Regions from separate parts of the Homo sapiens genome. Here region 2 is linked to region 1. The links are chromatin contacts, found by Hi-C in ENCODE. All regions are on one chromosome and are shown on one strand. Each heading gives the region's core, a stretch centred on a gene start or an enhancer-like site at or near the end of the contact. The rest is flanking DNA. Distances are from core to core; before and after follow the strand shown. Region 1 overlaps PUS10 (pseudouridine synthase 10). Region 2 has its middle 54 kb from the start of B3GNT2.

What was found. Hi-C counts contacts between places; a loop is a spot of excess contacts on that map. Pooled maps may share reads with other maps.
Region 2: a map with no recorded cell type shows a loop between it and region 1 (5-fold over the local background). The contact joins two enhancer-like sites. A Hi-C loop is called at or near these places in 2 of 37 single-sample maps with no recorded cell type and 2 of 50 pooled maps.

Annotation. Positions count from the first base shown.
Region 1 is chr2:60,969,267-60,975,860 of GRCh38, forward strand. It overlaps PUS10 (pseudouridine synthase 10), which reads right to left. Exons shown (of 18, transcript NM_144709.4): 5 at 2,257-2,291. Among named protein-coding and RNA genes, the nearest start is that of PEX13, 45 kb to the right of the region's middle. Within about 2 kb of position 2,310, at least 4 of the 41 ENCODE cell types and tissues checked have a DNase peak (open chromatin) inside an H3K27ac peak, as active enhancers do.
Region 2 is chr2:62,138,501-62,145,094 of GRCh38, forward strand. No RefSeq gene overlaps it. Among named protein-coding and RNA genes, the nearest start is that of B3GNT2, 54 kb to the right of the region's middle. RefSeq lists an enhancer at 3,566-3,655. Within about 2 kb of position 2,756, at least 3 of the 41 ENCODE cell types and tissues checked have a DNase peak (open chromatin) inside an H3K27ac peak, as active enhancers do.

The sequences.
Region 1 (6,594 bases), core at 1,060-3,559:
GTTAACAGACAGCTTGGAAACCTCATCCTTATATATAAAGCAAATATACTACTTAAAATGCCAGATTTCCAATCCTGAAAGTTAAATGCAGCTAATAAGTTTCCTAATACAATTTGGGCTAAATATCTTCACAGAGGTCCCTAGCATATACCTGATTGTCCTTTAGAGGGACTAGTACTCATTAAAGTAAATTCAGTCCCCATTTCATACTTAGTAACTACACTTCTCTTTCTCTTCTCTGTCAGATAAGTGCTTATGAGGGTGTCAGTTGCAATCACTTTTGCTGTAGATACAACACAACAACCATTCTAAAGAAAAGATGAACCAGAGTATGCAAGGCAATTAATTTTTTTTGTAAGTTCCCTAAATCAATTCTTTAACAGCAATTCCTCCACAATCTTTTCAACCCAGAATGAACTAGGGACACTGAGGGAAAAGAACAATGACCTGTGTTTTTTTCTGTTCCATTATCCCTATATCAGTCAGAATCTTTTGGAAGAACTAAACTTAGTTTAAAATCCTTTGATAAGAAATAAAAAGCCGGGAGCAGTGGCTCATGCCTGTAATCCCAGCACTTTGGGAGGCCGAGGCATGTGGATCACCTGAGGTCAGGAGTTAAGAGACCAGCGTGGCCAACATGGTGAAACCCTGTGTCTACTAAAAATACAAAAAAAATTAACCAGGCATGGTGGTGCATGCCTGTAATCCCAAGCTAGTTGGGAGGCTGAGGCAGGAGAATCACTTGAACCTGGGAGGCAGAGGTTGCAATTAGCCGAGATTGCACCACTGCCTGGGCAACAGGGGTGAAACTACGTTTAAAAAAAAAAACAAAACCCGAAATAAAAACAGTAACTCATTAGCAACATAGATATAAATTGAAAACATTTAGAAAAAAGCATGCTCTGACTATGCTAGCAAATTTCTAAAAACATAGGATCAAGTTTTATTACACCAGAATCTAAACCATTTGAGACTAATTTAATAAGATCTAACGAAACCCCCAAACCTTATGTAGTTATTACCCTTTTGAAAATGCAGATATATAACACAAAACAAACAAAAAAGCCAAATTAATTATTTTTCTATAAGTCACTTAACCAAGTATGAGATTCTAAAACAGAAATTTATGCTTCTTCCTGGATTTTTCTCTCCAGAGTACATAGGTACTGCCAACAGTCATATGGCCCTTTTTTTTACTGGTATGTTTTAGTTTCAAATGCCAAAATATTCTGGAGAATTAAAAAAAATTTTTAAATTCAGTTGGGAATCAAATCCTGATTTGAAGGAGGCGATTTAGAGACTTTATCAAACTTACTATGAATATTCATATGTTTTGTTGCAGAAATATTAATATGTTTGATTATGTAGTACCACCCCAGAGCCTGGGCGGGGGAGGGGACGGAAATGATATACATGATCTCTAACATCATATCACATTTTAAAAATCCAAAAATTTTATATTTCAAAACACTTTTGGCCTCCAAGTGTTTCAGATAAAGGATTGTGAATCTATGTTTTCTATGTCTTACCTATGTGTAAACTCACTGTTGTTCCACCAGTTATTTACTTTTTATCTTTTATGACATAGTTTTATAGTTTAGTTTCTAAGACCAATATAAAATTTATTTTTAGGCTGCATGCTGTGGCTCGTGCCTGTAATCCCACCACTTTGGGAGGCCGAGGCGGGTGAATCACCTGAGATCAGGAGTTCAAGACCAGCCTGGACAACATGGTGAAACCCCATCTCTACTAAAAATACAAAAATTAGCCAGGCATGGTGGCAGGCTCCTGTAATCCCAGTTACTTGGGAGGCTGAGGCAGGAGAATCGCTTGAACCAGCGAGGTGGAGGTTGCAGTGAGCTGAGATCACACCACTGCACTCCAGCCTGGGTGACAGAACAAGACTCCACCTCAAAAAAAAAAAATAATAATAATAAATAAAATTTATTTTTAAAAAATAACTGCCCAAACTACATTACATAAGTGCCTAATGCATATAAAACATGTATTTACATTCATATTAAAACACACAAAAAATGAACCTGCTTTAATAAACTACTAATATGCTATGCAAATAAACTAATGAAACAAGATTGATACCCTAAATGTATAGAATAAAAATTGGTTCTTTGTGCTAATTTCTCTAGTAGCTAGTGAATGCACTATAAAAATAGAGATTGTAGTAGTAAAAGTGCTTTAAGAACCAGGTAGCTTGTATTTGAATGGTAGTAAAAATTCCCTACCTAAATTACTTACCCCATTTCCTGTTTTACCAGCAACCATGCAGCATGCTGTAGGCAATTTAGTCACACCCAGAAAGAGAAAAGGGGGAAACATGTTCAGTGAAATTAAGTCTCAATATCATTACTGAAGTGCTTAACTATTTGCTAATCAAACTCCCCTTTTTAGGTGACGAGTTAGTATTCAAAAATTTACCAGTGACCTCAGTCTCATTTAAAATCAAAAATGAGGTAAGATTTTATTTTGCAATGGTGGTTTACTGTGGCCTAGGAATTCAGCCGGGGTATCCCCCTCCTCCTTACAGATTTCTATTTCTCATTAATGAGGTATGAGTGTTTCTTTTTCTTTCTTTCTTCTCTTTTTTTTTTTTTTTTTTTTTTTGAGACGGAGTCTCGCTCTGTCACCCAAGCTGGAGTGTACTGGCAGGATCTCAGCTCACTGCAACCTCTGCTTCCTAGGTTCAAGATATTCTTCTGCCTCAGTCTTCTGAGTAGCTGGTATTACAAATGCCTGCCACCACACTCGGCTAACTTGTGTTTTTAGTAGAGACGGGTTTTCACCATGTTGGCCAGGCTGGTCTCGAACTCCTGACATCAAGTGATCCGCCCACCTCGGCCTCCCAAAGTGCTGGGATTACAGGCGTGAGCCACCGCGCCCAGCCCGCATTTAATCTGGGCCAGGCGCGCTGGCTCACGCCTGTAATCCCAGCACTTTGGGAGGCCGAGGTGGGCGGATCACGACGTCAGGAGATCGAGACCATCCTGGCTAACACGGTGAAACCCCGTCTCTACTGAAAAAAAAAGTACAAAAAAATTAGCCGGGCGTGGAGGCGGGCGCCCGTAGTCCCAGCTACTTGAGAGGCTGAGGCAGGATAATGGCGTGAACCCGGGAGGCGGAGCTTGCAGTGAGCCGAGATCGCGCCACTGCCCTCCAGCCTGGGCGACAGAGCGAGACACCGTTTCAAGAAAAAAAAAAGAAAAAAAAGAAATGTATGCCAAATGCTTTGCATAGTAAGTGACTGACACTGAGATTTCTGTTTCCTGTTAGACTCCCACAGCTTTCACCTTAAAGAAAGGTAACGATATGTCCCCCACAGCACACAGCATTTTGTAAACATGACGGAAACATTGTATAAGTCAATAAATACCACATGTAGTCTGCTTCTACGTGTCACAAAAAAAGGCCAACGATTATCATTCACATCCACTTCAAGACACGGCTTAATTTATGGATATGCTGTGGTTCGTATGTAGACCTGTCCTTCTAAACTAACAGGACTTCCTTCGGATGACCAGTAGGGTACTCTATGGACTCCTAAAGACTGATGATCACTTGGAAAGATTAGCTGCATTAATTCTTTCAGACGTCAGCCAAGTAGAATAAATTAACCGCTAACTGGGCACAACCTGTTTCCAGTGATGGCAGTGTGGACCGTCCGGAGTAGCTGCTGCCATCAAGCCTGCTGCAGCCGGGAGGTGTGGGCGGTGGCGGCAGGAGGGGTTGTGGGAGCAGCAGTGGCGGCGGTGGGACCCCTGTGCTCCACATCCCCGAGGCAGCCAACTGTGCCACCTCTGCTCTCGCATGGCCGGCCAGGACCTGTTCTCAGGCCCAAAGCCTCCGTCCCGGCCTCAACCTCGCTCCCCATCACCATCTCAGGGGTCCACAAGCACCCGGCCAAAGGCACAGCCGGGACTCGTGGGGCCAGCCCTGAAAGTGTCGGGTTAATTTGCACGGGGTTGGCTGGGGCGGCCTCTGCTGTGGGGAAAACGCAAAGAGGCAGGCAGTCCCTGGAGTCTCACCCAACTTGCGGCTGTGGACCTAAGCATCTCTGCACTTTCAGGGACCCGGGAAGGCCCCCCCGTTGTCCCCACAGGCCTGGAGGGGTCTGCTCCCGCTCCCTGACCTCTCCCTGCTCCCAGTGCCTGCACCAATCTCGGAGAAGGGTTGGAGCCGAGCCTGGGCACTGTCGCAGCCCAGCCAGGTGTGTGCACACTCATGGCAGTGCTGACACGCCAGCCCCATGCTGCCTCAGCCCCCTGTAGACTTTGGGCACCAACAAGTACGGGAGGGAGGCCAAGGAGGGGCTGAGGGCAGTTTGGTGCTGGCCTGCAGGCGCCCCTTGGCAAGAACAGCCAGGGCGCCATGAACAGCAGCAGGAGGCAGAGAGGTTCCTGGGCAGAAAGCGGCAGGTCCACAGTGAAGCCCCACCTTCAAGCCAGGGAGGGCCTGAAGCCTGGGGGCTGGGCTGCCAGTCCCCGGGACAGGAGTAGGAACTTGTGGTCCTTTTTCCAGGCCCACCCATGGCTGCCCATGGACCAATTGGCACACACTTCCTCCCCTCTGAGGCCCATATAAAGCCCTGGACTCAGCCAGACCCAAAGAGATGAGGGGACAACCAACAGCAGAGAGGAGCTATCCACCCCAGAGTCTCTCTGCTGAGAGCTGAAGAAACGATAGGACGACCTGCCTGCAGAGAGGAGCTTTCCTCTCTGCTCAGAGCTGAAGAAATGACAGACGACCTGCCTGCAGAGAAGAGCTACCCTCTCTGCTGAGAGCTGAAGAATGACAGGACGACCTGCCTGCACAGAGGAGCTACTCTCTCTGCTGAGAGCTGAACACTTATCGGGACACCCTGGCTATGCAGAGGAGCTACCCTACCCACTGTGGGTCTTCTCTGAACTGTTCTACCACTTGATAAAGCTCCTTTTTTTTTTTTTTTTTTTTTTGGAGATGGAGTCTTGCTCTGTCACCAGGCTGGAGTGCAGTGGTGCGATACCAGCTCACTGCAACCTCCGCCTCCCGAGTTCAAGTGTTTCTCCTGCCTCAGCCTCTCAAGTAGCTGGGACTACAGGCGCGTGCCACCACGCCCATAAAGCTCCTTTTCATCTTGCTCATCCTCCACTTGTTTGCATACCTCATTCTTCCTGGACGCAAGACAAGAACTCAGGACCTGACAAATGGTGGGGCTAAAAGAGCTGTAAAACAAACAGGGCTGAAACACGCCCCTTGCTCACCACGGGGGACGAGAAGGAGAGAAGAGAGAGGAAGAGAAGAGCTGTGGCCGGGAACCCAGACCTAGGAGCTCCCTGAGCCAGGGCGTGACACCCTCTTTAGGGCTCTGCGGTTTCTAGCGTCTCCAAATTTCCAGGTGCCACCATATTCCCCGGGGTCAGCTGTGGAAGCTGTTTATGGTATTTCTGGTCCAGCCTCAGCTTCACAGGGAGCCATGACTGCGCGTGGAGCTGCCTGCCCCACTGCAGCCAGCGTGCCTGCTGTGTGCGATGGCTGGACCCCATGCTCACTCACACACCTCTCGCTGCTCCACGCCTGGCTTGCCCTTGGCAGGCATCAGACCCAGGCGTAGCGTGCCAGGCCGAGTGGACAGAACGAGCCTAGCGGGCTAGAGAAAAACTCGGGCAAAGACGCCACTGTCCACAGAGGTTTCCAGCTGGCGAAGCAACACCCCAAGGATCCCGTAACACCAGTGCCTGAATGTCTCACCAGTACCTTCTGATGTGTTAGTTTACTCTGCTAGCTCAACCTAATACATTTATAGTAGTAGTATTACAAGACCCCTTCCTTTTTTCCTTTCATTTATTAGAGCCTTATTTCAAAATGCATGGGCATAGTATCATGGTTCTGTTTGTTTGTTTGTTTGAGACGGAGCCTCACTCTGTCGCCCAGGCTGGAGTGCTATGGCGTGATCTCGGGTCACTGCAACCTCCACCTCCTGGGTTCAAGCAATCCTCCTGCCTCTGCCTCCCGAGTAGCTGGGACTACAGGTGCACGCCACCACACCCAGCTAATTTTTGTATTTTTAGTAGAGACAGGGTTTCACCTTGTTGGCCAGGATGGTCTCAGTATCTTGACCTCGTGATCCGCCCGCCTTGGCCTCCCAAAGTGCTACGATTATAGACATGAGCCACTGCACCCAGACAGTATCATAGTATTATAACACACAAATTACTATGAGTCAGAAAACCTAACTTTAGGTTTTACTTAATTTCTGGGACTCAACTTTCTAATGTGTAAAATGAGAGAATTACTAAGATGATTGTAATTTAAACTTTTCTGGATGCCTAAAGAAATCATTTATAGGCACTGTTATTAAACTGTTTTATAATAGACGACTGAGACCTATGGGACTTAGGGAGCATTCAAAAAAAAAAAAAAAAAAGAATAATGGTCTCCTAAAACTGAAACCTTGTAGTTAATTTTGTCCCGCCCTTCCTTCAGCCTCATTCTTTTTCTTTGTTTTTTTTCTTTTATTTTGAGACAGAGTCTCACTCTGTCACCCAGGCTGGAGTGCTGTAGCACGATCTCGGCTCACTGCACCCTCCTCCTCCCCGTTTC
Region 2 (6,594 bases), core at 1,506-4,005, 1.2 Mb after region 1:
AACTTTGATAAACATTGCCAAATTCCTCTCCAGGAAGGCTGTATTAATTTGTATTCCCTCTGAGAAAGTATAAGACTAAATTACCCCCTCTCTTGCCTAATTGGCTATCATCATTTTTTGTATTTTCTGGGAGTAAGTTCTTAGAAAGTTTTGTAAGGGACACTTACATTAAACCAGGACATCTCCCTGGTAACAATAAAAGCATGGAGAAAGGACCAGGGAAGGAGAAAACAGGTATAAAGTTCCCAGAGACCCCACTAGGTTTTCTACCTGTGCGATCCTAGATTAAAACCACTTGTTTTGATTTCAGGAAATTAGGGACAAAATAAAAATCTCAGCCTGAACTGGACCTTGTAGAAATTATCCCTGCTTGAGCAATAAGCACTCTAAATTCAGTCTGTTTAGAAAGATTCCTGCCCGTTAGCCAGGTGTGGTAGCACAGGCCTCAAGTCCAAGCTGCTCAGGAGGCTGAGGAAGGAGGATGCCTTGAGCCCAGGAGTTTGGGGCTTCAGGCAACAACAGCAAGAGCCCATCTCTAAAAAAGAAAGAAAAGGAGAGAGAGAGAGAGAGAGAGAGAGATGAGAGAGAGAGAAAGATGAGAGAAGAAAAGAAAAAAACAGTCCAGCCAAGCTAAAAGTTAGCTTTCAGAATAAAGTCAGAAAATAACTCCAGATTTTGGTAGCGTTGTGTTGATACGAAGCAAAAGATTTGGCCTTATTCTTAGGTCAGGCTTTCCTTGGAAGCTCTAGTTCTTCTCAGCTGTAACAGCAAAAGCCTAAATTCCATTATAGACTCTTTATTTCCTTTATATAACCTCTCTTCCCCCAGTCTTATTTTAATAATGATTCAAAAAGAGTTCCAGCATTAAAAAAAAGTAGTTTAACTCTTCACCCCCAAATGCAAGAAGGTGGTGAAAAGCAGAGGATGATGTTGAGTATCTTAAATAGCTGACATCATGTCAAACTATTAATTGTTGAAGTTATTTTTTTACACCTGAGTGAACATTTAGAAAATAATATAAATAGAAATTAAAGGGAAATAAATGCTAAACCGATGTTAGAAAATACTGTTTTCTGAAGTGTACAGTAAGTATCTTTTTGTATGTTTTTTTTTCTTTTTAATTTATTTATTGAAATGGAGTCTCACTCTGTCACCCAGGCTGGAGTGCAGTGGCGCGATCTTGGCTCACTGCAACCTCCGCCCTTTGAGTTCAAGCGATTCTCCTGCCTCAGCCTCCTGAGTACCTGGGATCACAGGCACCTGCCACCGCACCCAGCTAATTTTTTTTTTACTTTTAGTAGAGACGGAGTTTCACCATCTTGGCCAGGCTAGTCTTGAACTCCTGACCTCATGATCCATCCGCCTCGGCCTCCCAAAGTGCTGGGATTACAGGTGTGAGCCACCATGCCCAGCCTTTTATTTATTTATTTATTTTTGAGAAGGAGTCTCACTCTGTCGCCCAGGGTGGAGTGCAGTGGTGCAATCTCTGCTCACTGCAACCTCTGCCTCCCAGGTTCAAGCGATTCTCCTGTGTCAGCCTCCCGAGTAGCTGGGATTACAGGCATGCGCCACCGCACCCAGCTAATTTTTATATTTTTAGTAGAGACGTGGTTTCACCATGTTGGCCAGGCTGGTCTCAAACTCCTGACCTTCGGTGATCCACCCACCTCGGCCTCCCAAAGTGCTGGGATGACAGGCATGAGCCGCTGCACCCAGCCTCAAAGTGTATAGTAAATATCTAAACAAATGAAAGGGACAAGATATAGAAGGAATCTTAGGATCAGCTGAGAGATAATTGAATACTTTCCTAAAAGAACACAATACTGGAAGGGATGGGGCTTTGTGGGACAATTGCTATTTTGAATTCTTAGGTGTCCAACTTTACAACCAAGGTTTACAAATATTTTAAATGGTGATTTAGTCAGCAGAAGGGAAGACTCAAATAGAACATAATTAGCTTAAGCTTACCTCTAGTTGTAGAGTATACAGGTTTTGACCTCAAAATTTGAAAAATCGCAATTTTTATCTAAGTGCAATCAAGTTTTCCTTATTTGGGGATGGCCATAATTGTCTCTCATGGCAACTCAACTGTATGCAACATTGAACCATCCTTTGTTGCAAAGGAACCTGCCTGGGCCTGCTTCCTGTTAGATAAATGGTCCCAACTGGCATAACTTACAAGTTTGGTACATAAACTATCTGATTACAATACTAACGCTATACGTGAGCAGGTAGTAAAATATGGGCATTTACATCATTTATTCACCAAGAACTGTAATTAGGCATTTTCTTTCTCTTTTATTATATTTTAAAATTTAATATAGAGACAGGGTCTCACGCTGTCCCCCAAGCTAGAGTGCAATGGTGCAACCATTATTCACTGCAGCCTGAACTCCTGGGCTCAAGTGATCTTCCCACCTCAGCACCACCACGCCTGTCTTGTTTCTGTTTTACATGCTCTTGGCTAGTTTCTGTTTCCCACTGGTGTTAGGGTTTTAACTTCTGTTGATTCACAGGATGCAGGTGGGGGAGAGATGGCAAGGGGGAAAATATGAATTTGATTACTCAAGTGGAACAAGGTGAAACCATTAGTTTAAAATAATTTTAGGCTGAAAAATTAAAATCATTAAATTATTTCCTTCATGCTGTTATTACACTGTTTTTGTATTAAAGAAGTAAGCATAAATATGAGGATTGTATATTATTTCTATTCTGGCTATTTTTAGAATCATGGCTAAGAATTGGCATGGATCTCAGAATGACTGATTTGGAGGCTTTAGCATCTGGTCAAAAATGAGGAAACATCTGGACAGACAGGGCAGAAGATTTGTACAAGGCCGTGGTCAGGAAGGAATTTCAGGTCTACTGTCTTCCATCTCTACATTCTACCTTTTAGACCCTTCAAAAGAATAAGTGCTTATTTCAAAAATCTGTGTCCTTGCTCATGTGTTTAAATAATGACAGTTCCTGTAGTGAGGATTTTTGTATGCAGATGTGACCTAAGACTAGGTCCAACGTCACTTACATCCTGCATCCATGTTAGACCTGTCTCTGTGCTTCAGGTTGCTGTCACTCTTTGTAGAGCCTGATGCTGTTTGTGATGACCTTGGCCTCACTTTCCACTCAGTGCCACCCTTCTCTGGGTGCAGTGTGCAAAATGAGTAAGTTGGCTGCCACATGGGGCTTCCAGGCTGTCCACAGTACCCAGATAGCCAGCACATTATTCTCATCCTAGCTGGACAACCATTGACCCAAGCTTGGGTCTCGGGTTCTTGGTGACAAGTTGTTATAAATGGAGAACCGATACCGGGGCACGGTGGCTCACGCCTATAATCCAAGCACTTTGGGAGGCTGAGGCGGGCGGATTGCTTGAACTCAGGAGTTCAAGGCCAGCCTGGGCAACATAGGGAGACCCTGTCTCTACTACTAATAAAAAAATTAGCCAGGCATGGTGGTGCATGCCTGTGATCCCAACTACTCAGGAGGCTGAACTTGGAGGTCGAGTCTGCAGTGAGGCTGTGTTTGTGCCACTGCACTCCATCCTAGGTGACAGAGCAAGACCCCCTCTCAGAAATTAAATAAATAAATAAAAATTTTTGAAATGGAGAACTGAGAAAAGGAACACTAATGCAGTTGTGTTCCCATGGAAGATAGTCAAACAAAGCTAAACATAGCTGGAGTAAGAGAACCAGTGGCTGCTAACAGACGTGGAACTGTGCAACTGAACTAACCCCAAGGCTTACTCCCTCCCTGGGGAGTTGAGGCCAGAAACATTTTCTGTAGCATCTGTGGCAGAGCTGTGGGGCCTTTCTGGCTCAACTGGGAAGGAAGGTGACGGCTGTTGTTCTTCAAGGAATCGCTTTCCTGCCTCCTGAAGGGAATCACCAGGGCCTAGATTCTGGAAAGGGAAGGGAAAGTGGAGAACACAAAAAGGAAACGTTTTCTTGTTCTCCCATGAGATTCATGTGCATGTCCCCAAGCAGATTGCCAGAGGAAATGAAGGTTCTTTAAAAATAATAAATAAATAAATTCTGGCCCAGCACAGTGGCTCACACTTGTAACCCAGCACTTTGGGAGGCTGAAGCAGGAGGACCACTTGAGCCCCGGAGTTAGAAACCAGCCTGGGCAACATAGCAAGACCCTGTCTCTACAAAAATGTTGAACAATTAGCTGGGTGTGGTGCACACAGCTGTAGTTCCAGCTACTCAGGAGGCTGAGATGGGAGGATTACTTGAGCCCAGGAGTTCAAGACCATCCTGGGCATGATGGTGAGACCTCATCTCAATTTAAAGAAAAAAAAAATCCCTCCCATGCCTGTAATTCCAGCACTTTGGGAGGCTGAAGTGGGTGAATTGTTTGAGCTCAGGAGTTCAAGACCAGTCTGGACAACATGGCAAAATCCTGTCTCTACAAAAAATTAGCGAGGCGTGATGGTGCACGCCTGTAGTCCCAGCTACTTGGGGAGCTGAGGTGGGAAGATCAATCGAGCCCAGGAGGTCAAGGCTGCAGTGAGCCGAGATCATGCCACTGCACTCCAGCCTGGGTGACCTTGTCTCAAAAAAAAAAACCCACCAAAATCCCTCCCTTAAAACAGAGTTCAGTGACGGTTGTCACTCTGTGCAAAAATGAACTTGCCCAGTGGGTTTATATTTACTATCAACCAATATCAGCCTATGAATAGCAGAAAAAGGCAAGTAAGGCCATGTAACATTTCATTTTTTCCTGGAGCCCCAGGCTGACCCTGGTTTGGCTGGCCAGGGTGGGACTAAAGGTGAGGCTCCAAATCATCTGGGTACAGGCGGACCACATAGACCAAGAAAGTGCCTTTCAAACTGCCACATTTGTAATCCTAGCTACTCAGGAGGCTGAGGCAGGAGGATCCTTGAGCCCAGGAGTTCAAGACCATCCTGGGCAACATATTGAGACCCCATCTTGAATGAATGAATGGTGCCTTTCCCCAGACTTCCTTTGAATTGAAAGAAAACAAGTCACTTCATAAGTTACTTTATGAACCATTAAAACTGGATACAGCCATTTGCTGGGTGGCGTACCACCGCTTCAAATATCACTTATAGGGAATTTAGGGAAAAATCTTTTCCCCTAATATCAGGAAGTTTAAAAATAAGTAACCAGATAATCTGGGGCCAGGAGCATGTAGTGGGAGAGTTATCAGGCCCACCCAGTTCCCTGAGACAGGTGGAAAAAACTGACCCTTCTCTTCATCAGTTCTTATAGATGTAATTTCAACAAATGGGAAAGGATAATGCAAAACCCTTCCTTGTCCCTGTACACATGGGGAAGAGTTGAACAAAATGCTAGGGGAATTTGGCTCTGAAGGTCCCTGAATAGCTTGAGAGCTCTCACTGGGGACCCATCCCTGGGAGAATCAACTTGCATCACCTTTGGGCAACCACCCCTGGAACCATAACAGAAGGGGCAAGACCAAGCAAGTCCCTATTGCCTTGAGTGAGTCCTGGAAGAAAGTGGTTACTGGGGTAACCACAGCCTGTGCCATTCTTTACAGCCCAAATGCCATCCCTAGTTTTGCACCTAGAAGTTTAGCCATTAATTGTGTTCATAGATTTAGGGGTCCATGTGCATGTTTGATACTTTAGGTATATTGTGTGATGCTGACATTTGGCATATGAATGATTCTGTCACCCGGGTAGTGAACATAGTACCCAGTAGTTAGTCTTTCAACCCCAGTAGTCCCTAGTAGCTATTATTGCCGTCTTTATGTCTATAAGAATCCACAGTTTAGCTCCCACTTGTAACATGTGGTATTTGGTTTTCTGTTCTTGCATTAATTTGCTTAGGATAATGGCCTCCAGCTGCATCCATGTCGCTGCAAAGGATACGATTTTATTCTCTTTTATGGCTGTGTGATTTTTTCCCCCCCAGCTATTCTGGGAGCTACTCTCTTTAGGGTACCTTCGCATATGTAGTACGTTTTTCTCCTGTTAATCTGTGTATTGTCAGTTGATTCACAGGCCACCGACCAATTGGACCTAAATTGGTAGAGAAGTTTTTTCTCCCAACAGTTTATATAAATTTAGTTTATTAATTTTAACTGCTGCATAGTGTTCCATTTAGAATAGGCTGGAGGTTTTTGTTTTTGAGTTTCCTATTATAAACCAAAAACAAAATTCTAATCTCCCCAACCAACTGAATGTACCCCCTCAGCCAAGGGGATCCCAAAAAAAACCTGAAAAAGTTCAGGCCATGACAGGAAGAGGGGTGGTTAGAAGTTCAGGCCATGACAGGAAGAGAGGGGGAAGGTCTCATTATATACCCTTCTCTTTTTGGAGTTTAGACCCAACTGACCAGCATTAACATTAAAACAGAGATTTTAAGACCGACAAAACAGACTCTTTGTAGCAATAAGATCAAATTCCAACCTGACTCTGATGTAACATCTCATGACAGACAGCAGGCCCGGAAGGAGATCAGAATATTTTACCCCAAAATATATTTCTTCGACATACTTTGAATGGCCCTGCAAAGCTGTCCCTTGTGGGGGAAATTTGCATTTTTTTAGAGAATCTCCTTCCTCTACTAGGTTTTTCCACAGAGTTTGACACCTTTTAGGTCAGA